2 separate regions of the Homo sapiens genome follow, and region 1 is linked to region 2. Evidence: chromatin loops called from intact Hi-C (ENCODE). Cell type or tissue: pancreas. All regions are shown on one strand. Region 1 holds the start of SND1-IT1 (SND1 intronic transcript 1). Region 2 overlaps SND1 (staphylococcal nuclease and tudor domain containing 1).

What was found. Peaks named below come from ENCODE experiments on the same cell type or tissue, not always from the same donor. Only the 100,000 strongest peaks of a DNase experiment are listed, where the experiment ranks them.
Region 1: a loop joins it to region 2, with 4 times the contacts of the local background. A loop is called at or near these places in 2 of 110 quality-filtered maps.

Annotation. Positions count from the first base shown.
Region 1 is chr7:127,994,951-127,999,950 of GRCh38, forward strand. The region is part of intron 16 of SND1 (staphylococcal nuclease and tudor domain containing 1); the gene reads left to right. It overlaps SND1-IT1 (SND1 intronic transcript 1), which reads left to right and starts at 2,559. Exons shown (of 1, transcript NR_027330.1): 1 at 2,559-5,000. In pancreas, no CTCF peak of the experiment used is centred here; no DNase peak of the experiment used is centred here.
Region 2 is chr7:127,865,620-127,870,619 of GRCh38, forward strand. The region is part of intron 12 of SND1 (staphylococcal nuclease and tudor domain containing 1); the gene reads left to right. Among named protein-coding and RNA genes, the nearest start is that of SND1-IT1, 130 kb to the right of the region's middle. In pancreas, no CTCF peak of the experiment used is centred here; no DNase peak of the experiment used is centred here.

The sequences.
Region 1 (5,000 bases), 130 kb after region 2:
TGACCTTGTGATCTGCCTACCTCAGCCTCCCAAAGTGCTGGGATTACAGGCATGAGCCAACCGCGCCTGGCCTGGCCATGCTAATTCTTTCATGTATTGTCTATAACTGCTTTCATACTATAACAGCCGAGTTGTGTAGTTACGACAGAGGCTATATGGCTTGCAAAGCCTAAACTATTTACGATCTGTTCCTTTACCAAAAAGTTTGCTGACTACTGCTGCATATGGTATGCTGAATTGGGTTTAAATGGCTTGTAATAGCCCTGAAAATTTAAGTTGGCTCTCCTGTCCCCTGCCGTTGAGGCTGGACTGCATGAGATTATTGTATCTGTTGGCTGTAGCTGTGACTATGAGCTGAGTGCCATGTCCCATTGGATAGCATGTACTTGGTGACCCCTGACCCACATACAGCTGACTCTTTAAGGCAGTTCCCTGCCACACAGTCAAGGACAGGAAGATCTGGTGTGATTTCCCAGATGGGGAGTTGTGCCTATTACTAGCATCCCCCAGAAGTAGTGAGAGATAGCATTAGCTAATGGGTAAATAACTGGCTTAAAAGTGTAAACTCCTAGGTTTTCACACTCCAGTTTTTATGTGGTCCTGGATATGTGATTCTTTTCTGCCTTGGCATTCCTGTCTAAAACACTGATCTAGCAATCCCAAGCCACCCTTTCCTTTTTGCGGCCCTTGTTCTGAATAAAACAGTGATTTCATGTCTCTTCTCACTTTCTTCCAGAAGGCAGCTAGCCAGCACATACTCACTGACCAGTTGCTGCCTGCACAGCAGTGTTTTCACTGCTGTGTTGGAGAAACCCGAAGTCTTAAAGGGCCATAAGGTATTATTTAAAGAGATCAGTGTCATAGTTTAACTGTCTTCACAGTTCCAGGCTGTAGGAGGTACAGTTTCTGAGGACAGGGGCAATGTATGTGGGTTTGGTGATCATTTCTAAGGCCTTTTTCGATGACCCCTTTGTCCTTTCTGACACATTAGAATTGCTCTTTGCTGCTGCCTGAAAAATGATGTCCTCATGCTGGACAGCCCCAGCTGAAAACTCAGGCTGCTGCCTTGACCTATTTCCCTTCTCCCTGCTGGCATTAAAAGGGAGGATGCCCCCGGGGAGCTCATTCTGCAGGCTGCAGTGGCCAGGGCAGAGTCCTGGGTTTCCTCTCTCTCCCTTACTCCCTGCTTTAAAAAAAAAAAAAAGGTACAGAAAAACATTATAAGCAACTGTTGCCATTGGGGAAAAAAAAGTATTTACGTTTCAGGGGAATGTGGCCTCAGCCATGAATATTGGTGTGTATTTATGAAGGGGTGTATGTCTGGGAAATAAAACTTAGAATACAAGAAAAAGTGATTTCATTTCTTTCATCGTAGCTCCAAGTGTGCTGTATCGTGTCTGAAATAGATAAACTGCTCTAAGCAGTTTCAAGTTTATCTCAATCTCTGTCCTTCTTGTGCCCTCGGTCCTTTCCCTACATCACCCCACAAGCGCTGTGGTGTATGCTCTCTTAGCCCTTCCCATTCCATCTCTCTGCGCAGGCTCCTTCCCTGTTGAGGAGACCCACAAGAGAGGGAACACTAGCAAAGTTATATCTCTGGATCAAAGGAATGAGGACAGTTCAAGCCACAGGAAATTCCAAGAAAGTAATGGACGCCCAGTGAGGGTGAATCCAGTGCAACCTACTCTCCTGACTCTCCCTGACGGCCATGTCGCTTGGGAACCCTCTCCGAGCCACAAATAATTACCTGCTGGAAAAGCAAGCAGGCTGTCCGGCAATGTTTCATTTATTTTCACAAAGCCCCCTTATTCTAGATTATCTCAGCCACTGCCCAGGAAAAAGGGAACATGTTATGGTCAGCTTTCTAAATAGCTCTCTCATCCCACAAGCTTTTAAAGGCTGTTTGGGGGCTAAGGCCTTTATCACCTCCCCACACATGCTTGACAGTTCATCACCCACCAGTGGTCTTTAATTTCAAGCAGTTTATTCTTAGTTAAGGGCCATATTCTTTGAAGAAGTCTCAGGTAAGAAAAACTCCTGTCTTAATAGCGATCAAACCTTAATTTTATATAGCATTTTCTCATTTTAAAAGTGTTTTCATGCATAATGTTTCATTTTAATCTCACAGCAAACCTATAAGAAAAATATTAACCCTGTCTTACAGTTCAGGACACCAAAATGCACAGTAACTTGCCTCTGTTCACAGAGCTAATGGTAAGACATATACTAAAACTCAAATATCTGCATTCCAAATCAAATGCTTTTTCTCCTCAAATCATGCCAGTTTTGCTTTTAGAAGGCAATAATTCTTTTAGCCATATTTTACCATTTTTCAACCATAGAATATCTGGAACTAGTTAAAGGAATAGTAGAGGACTTCCCTGAAGGTCCCACATTGACTAAGAGTCAGTCTTCTATAGGGCATGGATTCTGATCCTGAATGCTTCCAAGACTGCAGAGGAATTTGAAGAATTTGCTATGCCCATGCCTCCCCTAAATATTTACTCTGCTCTTCCCACAGCTCCTGTGTCTGTTGTCTGATTCCTGCTTCATCTGCTGTTTGATTTTTGTGGGCCTTACTTTTCCCATTTGCTCATGTATGTCTATATTCCTATATCTAATGTTTCTTAAAAGACAAATCTGACTGTGTAGGTGCATTTGTTTAAAAAATATAACTCCCCATTGCCTCTGGGATAAAGTCTTATCTCAGTTTACATATATTCTTGATAACCTCTCCAACTTTATGTCTCACCACCCCCACTCACTTCGTAATTCGTGCCTTATCAGAATGGACCTGTTATACTGGCAGTTCACCATATATACCATTACATTTTGTTTCTCCCATCTCTCAGGTAGACTTACACTTTCGGCCCAGCACATCAGTCATCGCCCTTGCTTGCTTTCCTATTCACTCCTGTTCTGGAAGGTGCACCACCTTTTCTTGGAAGGCTTCCCTTGCTCTCCCAGGCTAGATGAGATGTCCTTCCATCAGTTCCCACAGCACCCTGTGCATGTATCTGTTGTGCACTTACCAATAGTATACAAGGGATCTATGACCCAAGTCTCTCCCCACTAGCTTGTAAGCTCCTCACAGACAGGAACCATGTTTTGTCTTTGTACTCCAGTGCCTAGTATATAAGAGATACTCAATAAATAAATATTTGTCAAATCAACTAATTGATTCCTTGTGACCTAATTCTAGAGAATGGGAAGAAGGCCTGTTATTTTGTTGTCCTTTATGGTTCTTTAGGAAAGCTCTCCAAGCTTGGCATTTGTCAGGGTGGGAGGAAAACTGTTGAAGTATTAAGACTGGACACATGGCTGCTAATTCATCAGCTTATCATTGAAAAAGTCCATAGCCAAAACCTGACTGTGCACTTACTATAGGACCCTGACCTGCCTGGGTCTCCCTGTCTCTCCAGCCAGTATATTTAAAGGTAATGAGATAATGATGAGTGTTTTGAAAAATGTTTAGTGTTCAAATAGAAACCATTCGTGTCCCTTCACTCTCTGAACATAGTCTGCAAATCTCTCCCTCTCTGGTATGTTTCTGTTTTGTGGATTAGACTGCTAAATAAGCGAAGAGTTAATTTTGAAGTTCAGGTCAACAAATTCCTGTTTGGAGACGGGCTGTTCCTGAATACCAGGTTGTTATCTGTCTATTACAGCCCCTTCACTTCTGGGCTCCTGGCCCTTTGCGAAGTACTTCAGAAAGCCTAGAGAGAAGAGAGGGCCCTCAAATCCCATTCCAGCCCCTAAATGAAAGTGGCATCACAAGGAGAAAAGTGGAGGTAGAAATGTACCATGGGGGACGTTGCCCCATTGCCTTTCTTCCCCTGACTACTGGGCTTCCTCTATCAGCTTTTAACGCCTGGAAGTAGCTGAGTCTCCAGTCACTGGTGGCCTTCCCCAAGTGAGCTCAGCAGCATGTGCTAATAGGTGCCAATACTGTGCTGGCTCCAGTGGGATTCCTCTCTGCAAAGCTGCTGGCTTAGCTTGACTGTTTCCCTATTCCTCTCCTTAGAACTTTCATAGCCAGTCAAGCATAGAATTGCATCCATTCTTCTGAAATAGGTACTGTGCCTAATTTTTCATTGGCTTGGCCAAGATTCTGTTACCTGTAATTATGTCATATGGGCTGACTGGTGTAGGTTTGGTAGGCCTCACTGCTCTCCAGAGGCTAGTGTTCCTATCCCAGGATGGCTGTTGGGATTAGGAGTGGAATGAGGAATAGTTTAGGACCACAAGAGATTTGGCCTCCTTGGAACATGTAGGAAGGCCTCAAGGATGTAATTCTAGCCCAGGGAAGAAAATCCTTTTCAGCAGACGCTTCCCTTCCCTTCCCCTAGGGAATGTGTCCCTACTATAGTAAACTCTTCCTTAAGAGAGTTTTATGTTTTCTCTGTCAGATCAATTTGTTTTTCTTAATGTTGTTCCTATCAAAAAAAAAAAAAAGGAAGAAATACAGTCCTCAGACCTGACAGTTTCATTTTTCCCCCCAAGTAGAAGCAATAGAAACCTTAGCAGTTCCAAGACTCCTGGCACTCACTTTTCCTCTCCATCTTTAGGTCTAACCCAGCTCAGCCCAGAGTAAAGACATAAAAGCCTCACATGTGATTTCCTCTTGCATTTTTTCTGCTAGAAGGGTCCACAGTACTTACTTTATGCCTCATCTCAATTGAAGCTGGATGATGAGGATAGTGGGCAGTGATTGCAATTGGGGAATGCATGTACTGGATCACATAAGGTCATGAAAGTCCTTGAAACAGAGCCTTGCCAAGCAGAACCCTTGCCACTCATGGTATTCGATACAGTCTACCCATCTGACATGAAATGATATTCTTAATGAGCCATTCCTATGGAAGATAGCTATTGCCAGGCACATTCAGTCTCCTGGTCTCCCTCTCATAGCTATGTAGGGCCTATGACCTAGAATAAATGGAAAAATGTTATCAGGAGGAAGAGACTGCTGGACTCCCCTGAGAGGTAGGGTTTGTGCT
Region 2 (5,000 bases):
TTTGTTTCGTTTTTGAGACAAGGTCTTGCCCTATCACTCAGGCTGGAATGCAGTGACACAATCATGGTTTATGGCAGCCTTGACCTCCTGGATCCTCCTACTTCAGCTTCCCAAGTAGCTGAGACTACAGGCATGCCATCATGCTCAGCTAATTTATTTATCTTTTTTTTTTTTTTAATAGAGACAGGGTCTTGCTATGTTGCCCAGACTGTGGTATTTATTTTATGTGGTATTTTGTTAAATCATAACTTCATCTACCCTTTGTATGCTGATGATTATCAACTTTTTATTTCTCCTTTTTTTTTTTTTTACCACATACCTGCTTTTCATTTCCATTTGTATCATCTTACTCTCATTTCATAGCCAACATGCTTAACTCTAATGCTGATTAAAATGAAGGTTTCAAACTCCAGTGTGCCCAAGAATCACCTGTGTAGTTTATTAAAATACAACCTAAGCAGTGGGCTAGACCCAGCTTTTTTGGTACTCAACAAATTGGAGTCTTCTCCTGTCAGATGATTCTATTCCTTTTCATATCGGCCAGACATACTGAGCTCGAAGAGAAGCCAAGAACCTAGACAACTCATTTTGAAGAGCTGTCCAGGTTGATTGGACAACCATTAAAATGTATCACCACTTGTACAGGGAATATTCCAGATGTGCTTTAAGTAGGCATAGTCATTCATATTTAATGAGTTACTAAGTTGGATTATGAGCTATGGTTCAAGAAGCATATAGCATTTTGGATTGGGAAATCTAAAAGCTAGGGGCTGCCCATCAATAATAGCTTTGATTCCCACCAGGAGCTGAAATAATTAAAGGTGTTTGATGCTGCCTAGGTGTTCCTTGGGGTATTGAGAGAAAGCAATTTCATTAGGAAGGTAGTGATTTAGTTATTTATATGTTAAAGAATTCTGTTATCAGTTCTTTCCTTCTACTCTTGCCATCCCTCCACTCCATGCACTCAACAAGGCAGATCCAAGCATTTCGTACCTGCAGGTTTTCCCCCTCTTCAAATCTTGCTGCATAATACTCCTGGATTAATTTTCCATAAATGCTGTTTTAATGGTGCTATTTCACTACCATGGCTATTTTAGACTTTGACCGCTTTTGTCCACCAAGCCCCCCTACTTAACTATATCTCTTCCTATCACTGTCAGCAGTCTCATCTCTTACTTTATGGAGTAAATATAGGGTTATCAGGAAGATGCCTTTAACTTCTTGTTCTCTCAGCTTCCAGTTTGCCTTCCTTGTTATGCTTGCTTTCTTACCTCCTGCCTTCCCATCTCCGTAGACAGTTTCACCTTCTTCTTTCCAAACTAATTGTTCTGCCTACATGCTCTAGATTCCAGTTCTTTTGTTCTCCTTGGGATTTTGTGCTATTGGCTATTCTCTTTTTAACTAGTGTTATTTTTAATTGTCCTTCAGTCTTCTATCCTATTATATCTGCTTTTCTTCTTCTTGCCTTCTCTTCATAGCCAAGTTAATTAGAATAATTAAAAGACATTTTAATTCTGTCCCGTTTGCTATTCATTCCTTTCCCTTCTAGCTTTGAACCTTCCCCATCATTCACCAATGCTTCCCTGAAGGACACTTCTCAGTCTTTACTTTTACTTGACCTCTCTGGAGTATTTAATACTTATCTTTTAAAATCTTGTTTTCTTCTACCTTTTCAGTATACCACACTTTCGTGGATTTCCTTCTACAACTCTGATAACTTTTTCTCAGTCTGCTTTGAATGCTCCTTAAATATTTGTGCTTCCTAGGCTTCTGTCATTGTCCCTCTTCTTACCACTATTCAGTCTCTGGGTGATCTGATGGTGATGCTGCTGACTTCCCTTTCCCTGTCTCTAGCAGGCTTCCCACCTATATTCAACTGCTGTTCCTTTACTCAAATGATCGCGTCTTTTGATGGTGTCACCATTTACATAGTCTTTTAGTCTAGAGATCATGTTGTCGTCTTTATCTCCTCCTAACTCCCAGTATGTAATTACCTACTGGTATATCAGGTTCATCCTATCCTGGCTCTCCTCACTGCCTGGTTTATGCTGTCAGTGTAGAATAACTCAGCAGTTCTTTTTACTAGCCTCTCTATTTCTAGTCTTACTGCCCTCCAATCCATTTTCTACATTACTGCTTTAATTCTCTTTTTGAAACACACATCTGATTTTTAGAATCATTCCATAACCTTAGGAGTGGAGTATACTGAGCCATGACCTGGCCCCTCCCTACCTCTCCATGTTTATATTTACATTCCCTGGTTCTCATTCACCATTCCTTTAAAAAAAAAAAAATTAAATGCATTACTATTTAACTTAATCTGCTCTCTGCCTGGAACATACATTTCATCTGGTTAGCTCTTACTCATTCTTCAGTGCTTCATTTCTCAGGAAAGTTTTGCTGTAGGTACTCCGTCTAAAATCTGAATTGTGCATCTTGTGTGTGTCTTCCCCCAACACTTGGTGCTTACTTATAATAAGACTCATAGTAGGTCAGGCATGGTGGCTCACGCCTGTAATCCCAGCACTTTGAGAGACCAAGGTGGGTGAATCACTTGAGCCCAAGAGTTCAGGTCCAGCTTGGGCAACATGGTGAAACCCTTTCTCTACTTAAAAAATAGCCAGGTGTAGCAGCATGCGCCTATAGTCCCAGGTACTCAGGAGGCTGAGGTGGGAGGCTCACTTGAGCCAAGGAGGTGGAGGTTGCAGGTAACTGTGATTGCACCACTGCACTCCAGCCTGGGTGACAGAACCAGACACTGCCAACAACAACAAAAAGACTCATAGCACACACAGCACTAGGTGACAAATAACTATTTTATTCCCAGTATGTAATATCTTTTCTGCCTTATAGAGGGTATTTGACTTAACAAATGCTCGTGTCCTTTCCATGGCTCCCCATGGGGTATGTCTTTATTTCTAGGCTTGGCTAAGGTCCGAAACACAGATGATGCCTTCTGTGGCATCATTTAGAGCATTAGCTTTGTCTACCACCCTAGAGGTCCTTCAGGTCAAGTTAGTCCGCTTGGTATGATAGAACAGAAAATATGACTTAAAAGGTAAATGTCTTTCTCAAGTTTCATCTTACTAAAGCCAGACTTGGAATTTAAAATCTCATGTTTCCAAATGTAAGTAAAACTCAACCTCATTTGCATGTAATCTCCAAATTGCACCTGTTTTCTTAGGCCACATGAACATTATATGGTTGTTTTATTTTTTTTAACTTTAGTTTGTGGGTATTTTTTTTCCTCCATCTCTAGTCAACAGCTTATTTACTGAGTTGAGTACATGACGTTGCCAGGCGCCAGTTCTTTGCACTGGGGATAGATCAGTGCATATGATAGAGAGATCTATTTTGTGCGGCACTTTCGTTCCAATGGGGGCAATCAGATAAAGAAGCAGTAAAGATATATAGGTGATGAAAAGTGCTATAGAGAAAACTAAAGCTATGAAAGAGTTGAGGGAGGTATTCCAGGGTTACGAGGGGGAAATTTTTTAGTAGGGAAGCCAGGGAAGAGTCAGGGAGGCCTCAGTGGCAAGGTATCAGGAGCAAGGACCTGAAGGATGGCAAAAAGCAAGTGGCAGAAGGCAAAGGCAACACTAGAGACAGAGGTCTTATGGTCAAGTGTCCTGGATAGCAAAGAAGGCTTTAGGGTTGGAGCAGAGGGAGCAAAGGTGGAGGTGGTGGGAGATGGGGTTAGCGAAGGAGGGAATGGGGACAGCAGACCTGTAGGCTGTACATGGCCTTTGCTTTGAGTGAGACAGGAGCCACTACAGAGTTTGGAGTAGAGGGATGGTGACAAGTTTTGTCTACTTTGACCTTCAGAGATTTATTCTGGTTGAGAACTATTCTGATTATTCTAGGTGAGAATGGAGTTTAGAGTCATTAATGCTTTTCTTGTCTCCTTTCAGTAAGTTAAAATCCCATTGACTTTTTTTTAAAAATAATTGTAGATTCACTGAAGTGGCAAGGGTAGTAGAGAGAGGGCCATCCCATGTACCTTTCACCCAGTTTCCACCAGTGGTTAGATCTCATATAATTATAGTACAATATCAAAACCAGGAAGTTTACATTGATACAGTGTCTTTGTATAGTTCTATGCCATTTTATCAACTGTCGATTCACATACATCACAATGAAGGTAGAAAATTATTCAGTCATCACAAAGGTCTCCCTAGTGCCACCCCTTCTACCCCTTTCCCTTCCCATCATCCCTCTGACAACTGTTTTCCATCTCCATAGTTTTGTCATTTCATGAACATTACATAAATGGAATCATAATATGTGATTCTGTGAGATGGGCTTTTTAAATTTAGCATAATGCCCTTGAGATCCATGTAAGTCACTCCTTATATAGTTTGTTCTGGTTGACTTCTAATCTGTGTGTGAATGTAGGAGACAGGCTGTCATGGTGGAAGGATGCCTGTTTTATGACTTGAGACCTGAGTTCTAGCCCAGGTCCATCACTAAATACTACTTACTATCTCTGGGTCTCAGTTTAGCCACCTATAAAATGAAGAAGAAATTACAGTCAAGATTCTTTCAGTAATAATTTTTTGGTGAGAGGACTGTAGTAGTCACCAACTCCATCTGCCTTTTTAATACTTACTGTGCAGTAATCTCCTATGGTCCTTAGTATATTGTCAAGCTCATTCTGACCACTCAAGAAACAGCTCATAGTGGTTTTATTGACATATTGCTGCTACTTGTCTTTTTCGAGTATAAGCTTGATAATAGGCCCCTATACTACTTAACAAGCTACAGCCATGCATTACTTAACAATTGGGATACCTTCTGAGAAATGTGTCCTTAGGCAATTTGGTCATCGTTGGAACATCATGCAGTGTACTCACAGGAACCCTGATAGTATAGCCTACTACACACAGAGGCTGTATGGTATAGCCTGTTGTTCCTATACTAAAAACTGTACATCATGTTGCTGTACTGAATACTATAGGCAGTTATATAACACAATGGTAAGTATTTGTGTATGTAAACAT